2 separate regions of the Homo sapiens genome follow, and region 1 is linked to region 2. Evidence: chromatin contacts called from ENCODE POLR2A ChIA-PET data. All regions are on one chromosome and are shown on one strand. The core of a region is the stretch at or near the end of the contact, and the rest is flanking DNA. Distances in the headings are between cores, read along the strand shown. Region 1 holds the start of TNS2-AS1 (TNS2 antisense RNA 1). Region 2 holds the start of SMARCD1 (SWI/SNF related BAF chromatin remodeling complex subunit D1).

The links. ChIA-PET counts read pairs that join two places held with the same protein, here RNA polymerase II (POLR2A).
Region 1: POLR2A ChIA-PET joins it to region 2 with 14 read pairs in activated B cell. The contact joins the promoter of TNS2-AS1 here to the promoter of SMARCD1 in region 2. POLR2A ChIA-PET finds 5 or more read pairs at or near these places in 2 of 52 experiments (GM12878 and activated B cell).

The regions. Positions count from the first base shown.
Region 1 is chr12:53,052,260-53,057,569 of GRCh38, reverse strand. TNS2-AS1 (TNS2 antisense RNA 1) reads left to right here and starts at 3,132. Exons shown (of 4, transcript NR_033854.1): 1 at 3,132-3,249; 2 at 3,996-4,174. It overlaps TNS2 (tensin 2), which reads right to left. Exons shown (of 29, transcript NM_170754.4): 3 at 5,078-5,115; 4 at 4,121-4,159; 5 at 3,758-3,796; 6 at 3,556-3,605; 7 at 3,129-3,300; 8 at 2,334-2,384; 9 at 1,880-2,002; 10 at 1,725-1,789; 11 at 474-557; 12 at 1-3. It overlaps MIR6757 (microRNA 6757), which reads right to left and starts at 626; the gene lies at 558-626. RefSeq lists an enhancer at 3,850-4,089.
Region 2 is chr12:50,082,424-50,087,433 of GRCh38, reverse strand. It overlaps SMARCD1 (SWI/SNF related BAF chromatin remodeling complex subunit D1), which reads right to left and starts at 2,092. Exons shown (of 13, transcript NM_003076.5): 1 at 1,888-2,092; 2 at 1,086-1,273; 3 at 771-813; 4 at 556-678; 5 at 1-71. The coding sequence starts at 2,064. It overlaps ASIC1 (acid sensing ion channel subunit 1), which reads right to left. Exons shown (of 12, transcript NM_001095.4): 12 at 3,823-5,010. RefSeq lists enhancers at 669-1,400, 2,250-2,509, 2,867-3,599 and a silencer at 1,740-2,179.

The DNA of each region.
Region 1 (5,310 bases), core at 1,883-4,382, 3.0 Mb before region 2:
TATCTGGTGGAGGGCGTGTCAAGGAGAACATAAGCCTTTTCCTCTGGAGGTCACCTTGTATCATTTCAACCATCCACCCTTAGAAGGCTCGCTCTTCTGCTCAACACTTCCTTCCCATCTTCCGGGTCACCAGAAAGTTCTTCCTTGCATCTAACCTCAATCCCTCCTGCTCCCCTCTGCCTCAAAGCTCTTTCCCCAGAGCTCTGCTTCACTTTATAGTGGCAGGCCCTGACTGTCCTTCAGGTTCTCTTTATGACTGATCTCCTCGTCTATTTATTCCCAGGTCTACTGCCTTCCACCCTACTAGCATGAAAGCTCCATGAGAGCAGGGGCTTTGTCCACTTTGAATTCTCAGCACCTGGCACGGCGCTTGGCACACTCAGTGAAAGTGTGCTGCATGAATAAGAGAGTCTTGGCCTTGGTAGCCATGAAGGGAGCTGCTCCTCTGGCCCATCCCCACCCAGGCTGCTCACCGACGCTGGGAGGGCTGCAGTTCTGTGGCCACCTTGTCCTCGCAGAATTTCCGCATGGTAAGAGTGGCCAGTGCCTGGTCCGCCCTGGGGATAGCAAGGCCAGTGTTGGGGATTAGGGATTAATCTTCATCCTGGCCTCCCATCCCTAAGCCCCAGGGGATGGAGGAGAAATATGATTCTCTAAGTCTAGAAGAAGCCCAGAGTAGTGGTAATGAGAATGAGAAGCACCATGTACAGTCACTTTACTAGTTGTTGGGCCTCAGGCAATTGTTCCCTGAACTTTAGTTTTTTCATCTGTAAAACAGGGCAACAAAACCATCTTATGGGTTGAATTATATCCCCCCAAAAGACATGTACCTCAGAATGTGACCTTATTTGGAAATAGGGCCGTTGCAGACATAATTAGTTAAGATGAGACCATACTGAAGGAGGGTGGACCCTGAATCCAATATGATTGGTGTCCTTATAAGAAGAGAGGAAGAGACACAGACAGAGACACACAGGGAGAACACCATGTGATGACAGAGGCAGCGATTACAGTGATGTGTCTGCAAACCAAGGAATGCCAAGGCTTGCCGCCCACCACTGGAAGCTAGAAAGAGACAAGGAAGGATTCCATCCCGAGTCTCAGATGGAGCAAGGGCCTGCTGACAGCTTGGTTTGGGGCTTCTGGCCTCCAGAACTGTGAGAGAGTACATTTCCACTGTTTTTTGTTTTGTTTTGTTTTTGTTTTTTTTGAGACGGAGTCTGACTCTGTCACCCAGGCTGGAGTACAGTGGCACCGTGTGGGCTCACTGCAACCTCCGTCTCCTGGGTTCAAGCAATTCTCCTGCCTCAGCCTCCTGAGTAGCTGGGATTACAGGCGCCCACCACCACGCCCGGCTAATTTTTATATTTTTATATTTTTGGTAGAGATGGGGTTTCACCTGGCCAGGCTAGTTTCAAACTCCTGACCTCAGGTGACCTGCCCACCTCAGCCTCCCAAAGTGCTGGTATTACAGGCGTGAGCCAACGCACCCGGCCCATTTCCACTGTTTTACACCACCCTGTTTGTGGCTGCCCCAGGAAACTCTACAGACCATCTGCTGCAGACTATGTTGCAGTACTAGTGATAAAAGGGAGGTGGAAGTGCTAAGCTGACAGCAAAGGACTCTCAACGAAGAGGTGGGCTCCAGGGGAGATGGGTTCCTAAGGGGCCAGCTGGAGAAAGGGCCACTGGGGAAGCAGCTACTCAGGCGCTGGGAGCCTCACCCTGCAGAGATCTTGCTGTAGTGCATGTAGGCAGAAACGATGACCCCAAGCTTGCCCTTGTTTCCCTGACAGACAGAGAGACAGGGATGAGGGTCTGGGAGCTCCAGGCTGACCTGGAACCTCCAGGCACCAGGGAACCCGAGGTCCTGGCCCACCTTGCAGTATAGTACGACCACGTGCTGTGGGTCAGCACTGAGCCATGTCTCCATGGCTTTGCAGATGGAGCACAGCTTGTCCAGGGGTGGAGCATGCAGCTCAGGCCAGCCGAAGTCTTGAACCTGGGGAGAATGCAGGGGTGCAACTGGGGCCGGGGGCCACCAACAGAGAGAGATGGGCAGGGTGGAAAGGGGACAGGGCATAGGGGTCCGGGGGCAAGGCTGGGGGTCTGCTGGTTGTCCATGATAGCCTCGGCACTTTCCTTATCCATACAATGGGCTGATACCTGCTGCATCACGTTTTGGGGTGTCTCCAGTAATATATCATGGGAGAGTGGGAAAGTGCTTAAGAGTGAAGTAGATGCCAATTGCTACTATTAATAACGAGGAAGCTGGGGGCTTCTGGGGTTGGGGTGGCTTGGTTTAATGGTTGGGCAGGCCATTTCCTTCATACCTTGGGGTTTAAGCGGGTCAGGTCATGCCTTTTCTCTGAAAGGTTGAAGAGCTGAAATAAAGGGGGAGGGCTTTAGACAGAAATGATCTCCGGCAATGAGGCACGAGGTGGAGGTGGATCCTAAGTAAGAATCTTCCTCTAAAATAAGGTGCAGGCCGGTCGCAGTAACTCACGCCTATAACCCCAGCACTTTGGGAGACCAAGGCGGGCGGGTCACCTGAGGTCAGGAGTTCGAGACCAGCCTGGCCAACATGGTGAAACCTCATCTCTACTAAAATTACAACAATTTGCCGGGTGTGGATCGCTTGAGCCCTGGAGTCTTGAGACCAGCCTGGCCAACATGGCGAAACCCCGTCTCTACAAAAAATACAAAAAAAAAAAAAAAAAAAAAAAAAAATTGGCTGGGCGTGAGTGACGCACGCCTGTAATCCTAGCTACTGAGGCTGAGGTGGGAGAATCGCTTGAGCCCGGGTGGAGGAGGTTGCAGTGAGGTGAGATCGTGCCACTGCACTCCAGCCTGGGCAACAAAGTGAGACCCCGTCTCAAAAAAAAGGTAAATAAATAAAGAAAATAAAAAGGTAGCTAAGGCCCGGCCTAGCCAGTCACAGCCAAGTCGCCAGCGTTCCAGGATTCTCCGCTCCGCTCCAGGCCGCGCTCCGGGCCCCGCCCCCACCCCACCACTCTGGTCCCGCCCCCTGGCGGCCTCGCCTCCGCTGGTGACGTCAGTGATTAGCCTCGCCCATCTGGACCCTACATCCCTCTCATTGGCGGACTCCTGATGGCCCCGCCCCTCACCAGGTACTTGTCCCGGTGCTTGGATTGCAGCACATGGGCCAGCTCGCGCAGGTGGCCCCGGTGCCGCTGTTCATCGGGCCGCGCGGGGAAGGCGGCGGCCAAGATGCGCTCCGTCACGTAGGTGAGGTCTAAGTCCCAGCGCCGCTCCATGAGCGGGTCCAGGCTGAAGCTCCTGGGGAGGAGGAGCCTACGCATGAACGCAGGGGCGGGGCACCCGGAGGTGGCTAGTGTGACGGGAAGGCTGTCTGTTGGGCAGCAGGTGAAGCCTGCTGGGTCCTGAGGGTGGGTGGATCGGTCTGGAGGGAGAATACCGCTTTGGGGGTGGGGGGCTGTCCCGGGGAGCTCTGTTGCGGGGCAGTGCCCTGGGCTGAGGTGTGGGGCCGGCGGAAAGGGGGTCACGTGGGACCACCCCAGCACCCTCACTTACCTGGGCAGAGTGCTGCGCTGCTTTGAGTGGTTCAGAGATTTGGTGGATCCCTGGTGGTTAACAGACAGTGTCTAGACATCTCTTTGGGTACCCCCTACTCTAGACTGCCCACTCCAGAGCCATGCCCTTTTTGTCTTCAGGAAATCTAGATCCTTACTCCCAAAGCTACCTGCTTCCCCCTCCTGCTCCAGCATCACCTTACCAGGTGCTCTATGCGCCTGACTGGGGCCGTGTTTCGCCGCTAGAGGGAGATGGGGGAGGAAAAGGGAGTGGTTAGTTACAGCAGGGGCAAGGACCAATGTGGGCCTTGGGGACAGGGGAAGGGAATGTCAGTGTCCTTTTGAAGGCTGTACTGGATAAGGGGAGAGGAGTCCTACCCCCAGCAGGCCCAAGGGCACAAGATCAGCAGAGGACTCAGACAGTTTTTTCTTTCCTCATAGGATGAGCAATACCCACAGCACTCCGTTCAAGGTCATCTCCTGGGGGCCCTCTCTGGAGCCACCAGACCTCTGGACACCATGGCCAGGTTCCTTGCCCTCCCCACCCCATCCCAGAGCGCACTCACCAACTCCACGGGAGGCAAGGCCTGACAGGCTGAAGTCACCTGGAAGGGGACCGAGTAAGGAACTGAGCTCCTGGTGAAGGGCTCTCGTGGGCTTGAGGATGGGGCAGCCCCTCAGCTTCAGGAGGAAGGTGGAGGGGCCTTCAGTGGATGGGCACAGGCTCCAGCTGAGGTTGCGCTATTTAAGGGCACCTCCCCTCTGGCCTCTTGGTCCCCCACCCCCCAGGCCCCCCACTTGTTGCTCTTGGCGCTCAGCCCCCAGCCCACACAGACCCCCATTCATCCAGCTGTAGGGCAGGAGTTATATATAGAGCCAAGCAGGCAGGCCATGGCCAGGGATGGACACTGGCTTCTTTCACCGGGAGACCCCGCCCCTGGGCACACAGCTCCCCCAAGCCAGCTCCAGGGCCCTGGGATCCTCCTCCCCCTGTCCTGAAGGAAGAGGACCAGGGGACCTCTTCAGAGACAGGGCTGTCTCAGGTCCCCAGTGGACAGTGGGTGCTATCCACAGCTTATACCTGGAAAGGCCCAGTTTTTCCAGGGCCCAGGACAAGACCCGCCCAGGCATTTTGAGGACCCTTCCCCAGAGGGAAGGCACAGCCCATCCGGCTGCCCAGTCTCTGAAATCCTGCTCCCCCACTCCCCACCCACCCCACCCTTCCTCCTCCTCATTCTCCTCCTCTTCCCCACCCCCATCCTCTCGCCAGCTGCAGTCTGGGCACAGCACCAAGACAAACGCTGTCTTGCTGTCCACCCGCCTGGGCTGGCCAGCCCTCCAGAAGGCGGAGTAGGGTGGTTCTTAAAGGGCCCAGTACAGCACCCCTCCCACCCAGGAGGGGTTCCCCAGTGGTGAGAGGGGTGGAGGTGGAGGGTTGATGCCAGTGTGGTTGCAGAAGCCTGTTTGGGAGGAGGAAGGGACTCCAGACCCTCTCCCCCTATCAGGTAGAATCAGATACCCACCTTTGCTTCACATTTTCTGTGCGTCGCCACCTTGCAGACTAGGGAAGGTAAGGGGAGGAGAGGGGTTAGCAGGGGCCTGTGGGACAGTGGAAGGAATGGCCTTCCCTCATCTCCCAGACCCTGGAACCAGACCCTGGGACTTCCAAGATCCCACCTGGACTGGGCTGGCTGGGGCAGAGGAGCAGGGCTAGGTTTTGAGGGAAGAGTGTGGCAGTGGGGTACTACTGCCCAGG
Region 2 (5,010 bases), core at 843-3,342:
TCCCCATCCTCGGCATCTGACTTAGCCGGATTGAAAGTGTTAGAAATGAAAATTCGCAGCTTCCGTTTTTGCTGAGGAAGGCAGAAACAGGATTGATCGTGGGGCTTCAGTGGTCTGATGTTGAAGACAACGGTCTCCCCAAACCCCAAAATTACTCCTAACAGACTGGCTTACTGTCTACCCAGTCCCTTGGGTGGGTGGATGAAGATTCCATTTAGAAGAGGAGTACTGGCCATCAGCCTAAGTACAAGTGCATATAGTGGGATGCCAGGTGGACAAAGTCATGCAAGGTGCCAGGTTCCCAAGGTAGCAGAGCAGTTACAGCGAAAACATGGACAAGGGTATATTTGTAGTGCAAGAGACATCAAGAGCCCCTCCCCCTTTGCCATTCTGTTCTTATCCTCCTAATGTAATTCTCAGTTTGTAGGCGGAAGGGAGAGATGCAATTTAAATGCCAAGGAGAGTTGTGCTGTGCCTTTGATTTCTCATCCTAATTCTGCTGAAGGTTCCTGGGTCCTCTCCTTTGGCTCTCTGCCTAGTACTTTCCTGTGTTACCTTGATGGGACGTTTCAAGGCCTCTTGGATATCTAGCCGTTTCCTCATGATAGTCTGGTCCAGTTTCCTTTCAAAAGCCAAGAGATCCATATAGGCCTGGGATTCTGGTACCAGTTCACGAATCTTAGGAACAGAAAAATTAATTGAAATCTAGGATGATCATCTCTATACTCAAACTCACCACACTTTCCAGAAGACATATAGCCTGGACTCACCCTTTGAGGTAGAATTTTGTCAGCCATCTTCTTTTTCTTTGCACTGTTGGGAATAAATACTATTATCAGGTTGGGACAGAACTAGTCAGAACGTGAAAATAAGCTGTCAGCACGTCCATTTATAGTAATGTGAAGGGACTGCAAAGCTTCTCTCAAAGAACTACCACCACCACCACCACCACCAAGCATTCTCAAGGATGAGTTCTGTAGCACCATCTGCTGACACAGCACCACCACTTCTTGGTTCAGGTACTCCCACCACCTGTGTCCTCCCAGGCTCCCTCCCTCCCTCCCTCTGCCCCAGGATCATCTTACTTGTGGTTTCGATTTTGGACCGCCTGCTGCTGGACCTGCTGGATCTGCTGAGGGGCAGGTCTCTTGCGGGACTGATCCATCCCTGACTGGGCCAGGCCAGGTCGGACTGAAGGGTTCCCCCCATAGCCAGGGGGTCCCATGGAAGGTCCCTGAGGTGTCATTCGGCTGCCTGGCAACATACCTGGTCTCTACAGAGGGGAGAGGACCCAGAGATGTCATGGTTTCACCTGCTAAACCCCATCAAGAAAGAAAAGCAGGGAACGCCTGAGATCTTTGAATGAAGTAAGGTTTAGGGATGGAATGGAGGACAATGAGAGGAGAACCCTTTGCTCCAGTAGTGACTCCATAGAAAAACAGAGTCCAAAAGCTAAGCGAGAGCCAGATTATACTCAAATTCTCAGTCTATTTTGGATGGGACACATCGGACATCGCCAGTTCCACATTTACTCTGCTAGCTACTATCTCTTTAGAAGCTGACCTCAATTTGTCAGCTACACGTTCTGTGTTCCTCTGATCACTGGAGCTGCTCAAGCCCCTTTGCACTCCGGCCCTCATACAGGTATCCCTGGACCCACTTCACCCACCCAGGTTCTCTACCGACTCCCCAGGGAAACAATGCCCCTAGGAGCAGGTGTGTAACTGCCTCCCCCTCTCTTTCTGCGCACTGCCTCCCCCAACCCCCACCCAGAGCCCGAACCCCTCCCAAGGGAGTCCCTCCTACTTCTCCCCCCACCCCTGTCACTCCCATGTCCCCGCTCGGCCCCGCCCCCGGCCCGCGCGCCCCTCCTCCTGCCCCACTCACCGGATAGGCCGCTCCGGGCATCGGGGAGCGGTACAGCCCTTGACCCGGAGCCGGGCCCATTCGCACAGGAGGCCCCGGAGTTCCGCCCGGGCCCAAGGCAGCAGCCGCGCCCGCCCCTCCTGAGGCTCCGGCGCCGCCGCTTGGAGCCACAGACTGGAAACCCGCCCGGGCCGCCATCTTCCCGGAGCCGCCGATGCAGCCGCACAAAGAACCGGAACCGGAACTCCCCCCGCCCCCCGAGCGCCCCCCGAGCGCCCGCCTGTTCCCCCGGCCGGCCGGCCGGCACGGGAGGCTCAGGGCAGCGAGACTATGGGATAGAGCGGGGCGACTAGCGGAAAAGGCGTGCTGGCCACGCCCTCCCGCCTTCACGGTCCGGGAGGGAAAACCATAGAGAAGAGCTCTGCAATAGAGAGGCCGCGTGAGCGGGCGCCCCCAGGCCGACGGGAGGAAGACAAGGACCTGGAAAGGGGGACGGACCACAGCCTCAGCCCCAGTCTCAACCCCAACTCGAGCCCTCTGATGAAGAGGGGCTTGGAGTAATAGCTTCATCTTGGCGCATGGCGTTAACTTTCCAAAACGCTTTGACTGCTTTTCGTTTCGTTTTCTTACTGCTATAACTATCAGGGGCTGAGGAGGGAAACACAGTTTATTCCATTTTACAAATGGGAAAGCTGAACTCACAGGTGAATGACTTGGCAAAGGTCAACCAGCAAGTTAGCCATAAAGCCGAAGCCAAGATTCCAGATACCCTTGCTCATAGCCCGGGACTCATTCCACAGATAAAGTGCCTCAATAAGTACCTCACGTGGGAACTTCATCCTAACTTTCTCTCTGACCTAACCTGCTTCCGGATTATTATTTTTTATTTTTTATTTTTTTTTAGATGAGGTCTGTCTCTCTCTCGCCCAAGCTGGAGTGCAGTGGCACCATCTCAGCTCACTGCAACCTCCGCCTCCCAGGCTCAAGTGATCCTCCCAACTCAGCCTACCAAGTAGCTGGGACCACAGGCATGCACCACCATGCCAGACTGTTTTGTATTTTTGGTAGGGATGGGGTTTCGCCATGTTGCCCAGGTTGGTCTCGAACTCCTGAGCTCAAGCGATCTGTGCTCCTCAGCCTCCCAAAATGCTGGGATTACAGGTGTGAGCCATTGTGCCTGGCCTCAGATTTTTTTTTTTTTAAATATTAAAAAATAGGGATGGGGGGCTGGGCACGGTGGCTCATGCCTGTAATCCCAGCACTTGGGAGGCCCAGGCGGGTGGATCATGAGGTCAGGAGATCGAGACCATCCTGGCTAACACGGTGAAACCCCGTCTCTACTAAAAACACAAAAAAATTAGCCGGGCGTGGTGGCGGGCGCCTGTAGTCCCAGCTACTCGGGAGGCTGAGGCAGGGGAATGGTGTGAACCCGGGAGGCGGAGCTTGCAGTGAGCCGAGATCGCGCCACTGCACTCCAGCCTGGGCGACAGAGCGAGACTCCATCTCAAAAAAGAAAAAAAAAATAGGGATGGGGGTTTCACTATGTTGCATAGGCTGATCTCGAACTCCTGGCCGCAAGTGATCCACCTGTCTCAGCCTCCCAAAGTGTTGGGATTACGGGCATGAGCCACCGTGCCAGCCTGCTTCCAGATTTTATGATAAGTTCCAGTTTATCTTGAATTTTGACTCTGCTCTCTCTCTCTAAAGCATCCTTTGTATTGGGGATTCTGTTTTGGAACTTTGTTGCCTTTGACTTCTCCCTCTTTCCCTGCCCAGTGGTTCAAACTATTCCTGATATAATGGTCAGCCTGTCCCATCCCAGGGGGACCACAGTGTCCCTACTCAAACCTTCTCCTTACTCATCCCCTAATTGGCCCCAAACCAAGCTCAGCTTTAGGCACTTAGTGAGAATATCTAAATACTTTTTCAAATAAGAGAACAACACTGAAGAGGAGATGGTTGAAACCCAGTTTATTAGACCAGAGGCATGCGTCACCCAGAGCCCTGCCTGCTGTTCCCCTATCCAATGCACACTTTTTGGCCTCATTCCTGCTTCCCTCTGGGGAGGTATGATCTCTGAGGAAACTCTTAGGAACCAAGAGATTCCAAAGATCCTACAGCCTTACTCTCCAGCTCCAGGCCAATGCAGCTGCTCACAGGTCCTGTTCTGGGATTGAAGACCAAGACACAGCTAGGGAAGGAAGGCCTGAAGAGGGGTTGGGGCTCAGGCCTGGAAGGAGTGTCTGGTGGAGGGAGGGGGGGCAGGCCCTCCACCTCACTTGTCTCTCATTAAGATAGGGTGAGACAACAGCAGAGCTTTCAACTCCTCCTCTAGGCCTCTCTTTCCTCCCAAACCCACCTCACCAGAAAATAAAAGTGGTGGGCTTGGGTATCAGGTGAGGAAAGGGGGCTGGGCACCCAGAAGGAGGAAAGGCCACTGACTGAGGACCTCAGCTTCTGCCTGTCAGCATCCCACTGCCCCAACTTCAGGAGTCGCCAATCCCCAGCTCCCTTCTGTCTCTGACACACTTGGCTTAGTGTCCAGGGTAGACCTCCATCCCCTGGGTGGGGGCTATCTCTACAGCAACCCCTTCCCTGGGGATGCCACTGTCAGCTGGGCAGAGGGCAATGGGATAGGAGGAGCAGGGGAAGAGAATGTTAAGGCTGCAGGGAGGGCCGAGGGTGCCCGGGTTGGGGGAGAGGGTGAGGCCAGAAAGAGGCAGAGCTTGTGATTCACAGCTTCCTTTGTCGCCACTGAGACAGTGCAAAGGTTACAATGCGCGTGTCGTCTCCTTGTGCTTCTCAGAGGGATGTGTGTACACAGTACAGACACCAGGGGAGAGAGTCCAACTCTTTATACAGGCGAAGGCATTCAGAGACCAGGGAGGGAGTAGAAACATAGAAGGTGGAACTTGGGGTGGGAGAATGGTTCTCAGAGACAAGAGGGGATGGGGTGGAGACAGACAGGGCTGGGAAAGTATATACAGAGATATAGCAATATAGAGTCTGTATCATATAGAAATAGAAAATGCAGATGAGGTTGTTGAGAGAAGCAAATGAAGTTGGGGAAGAGGATGTGGGAGAGTTCCATAAGAAAATTTATGGACGTGGCCCTCTACAAGGGCCTCCGGGAGAGGGACCAGT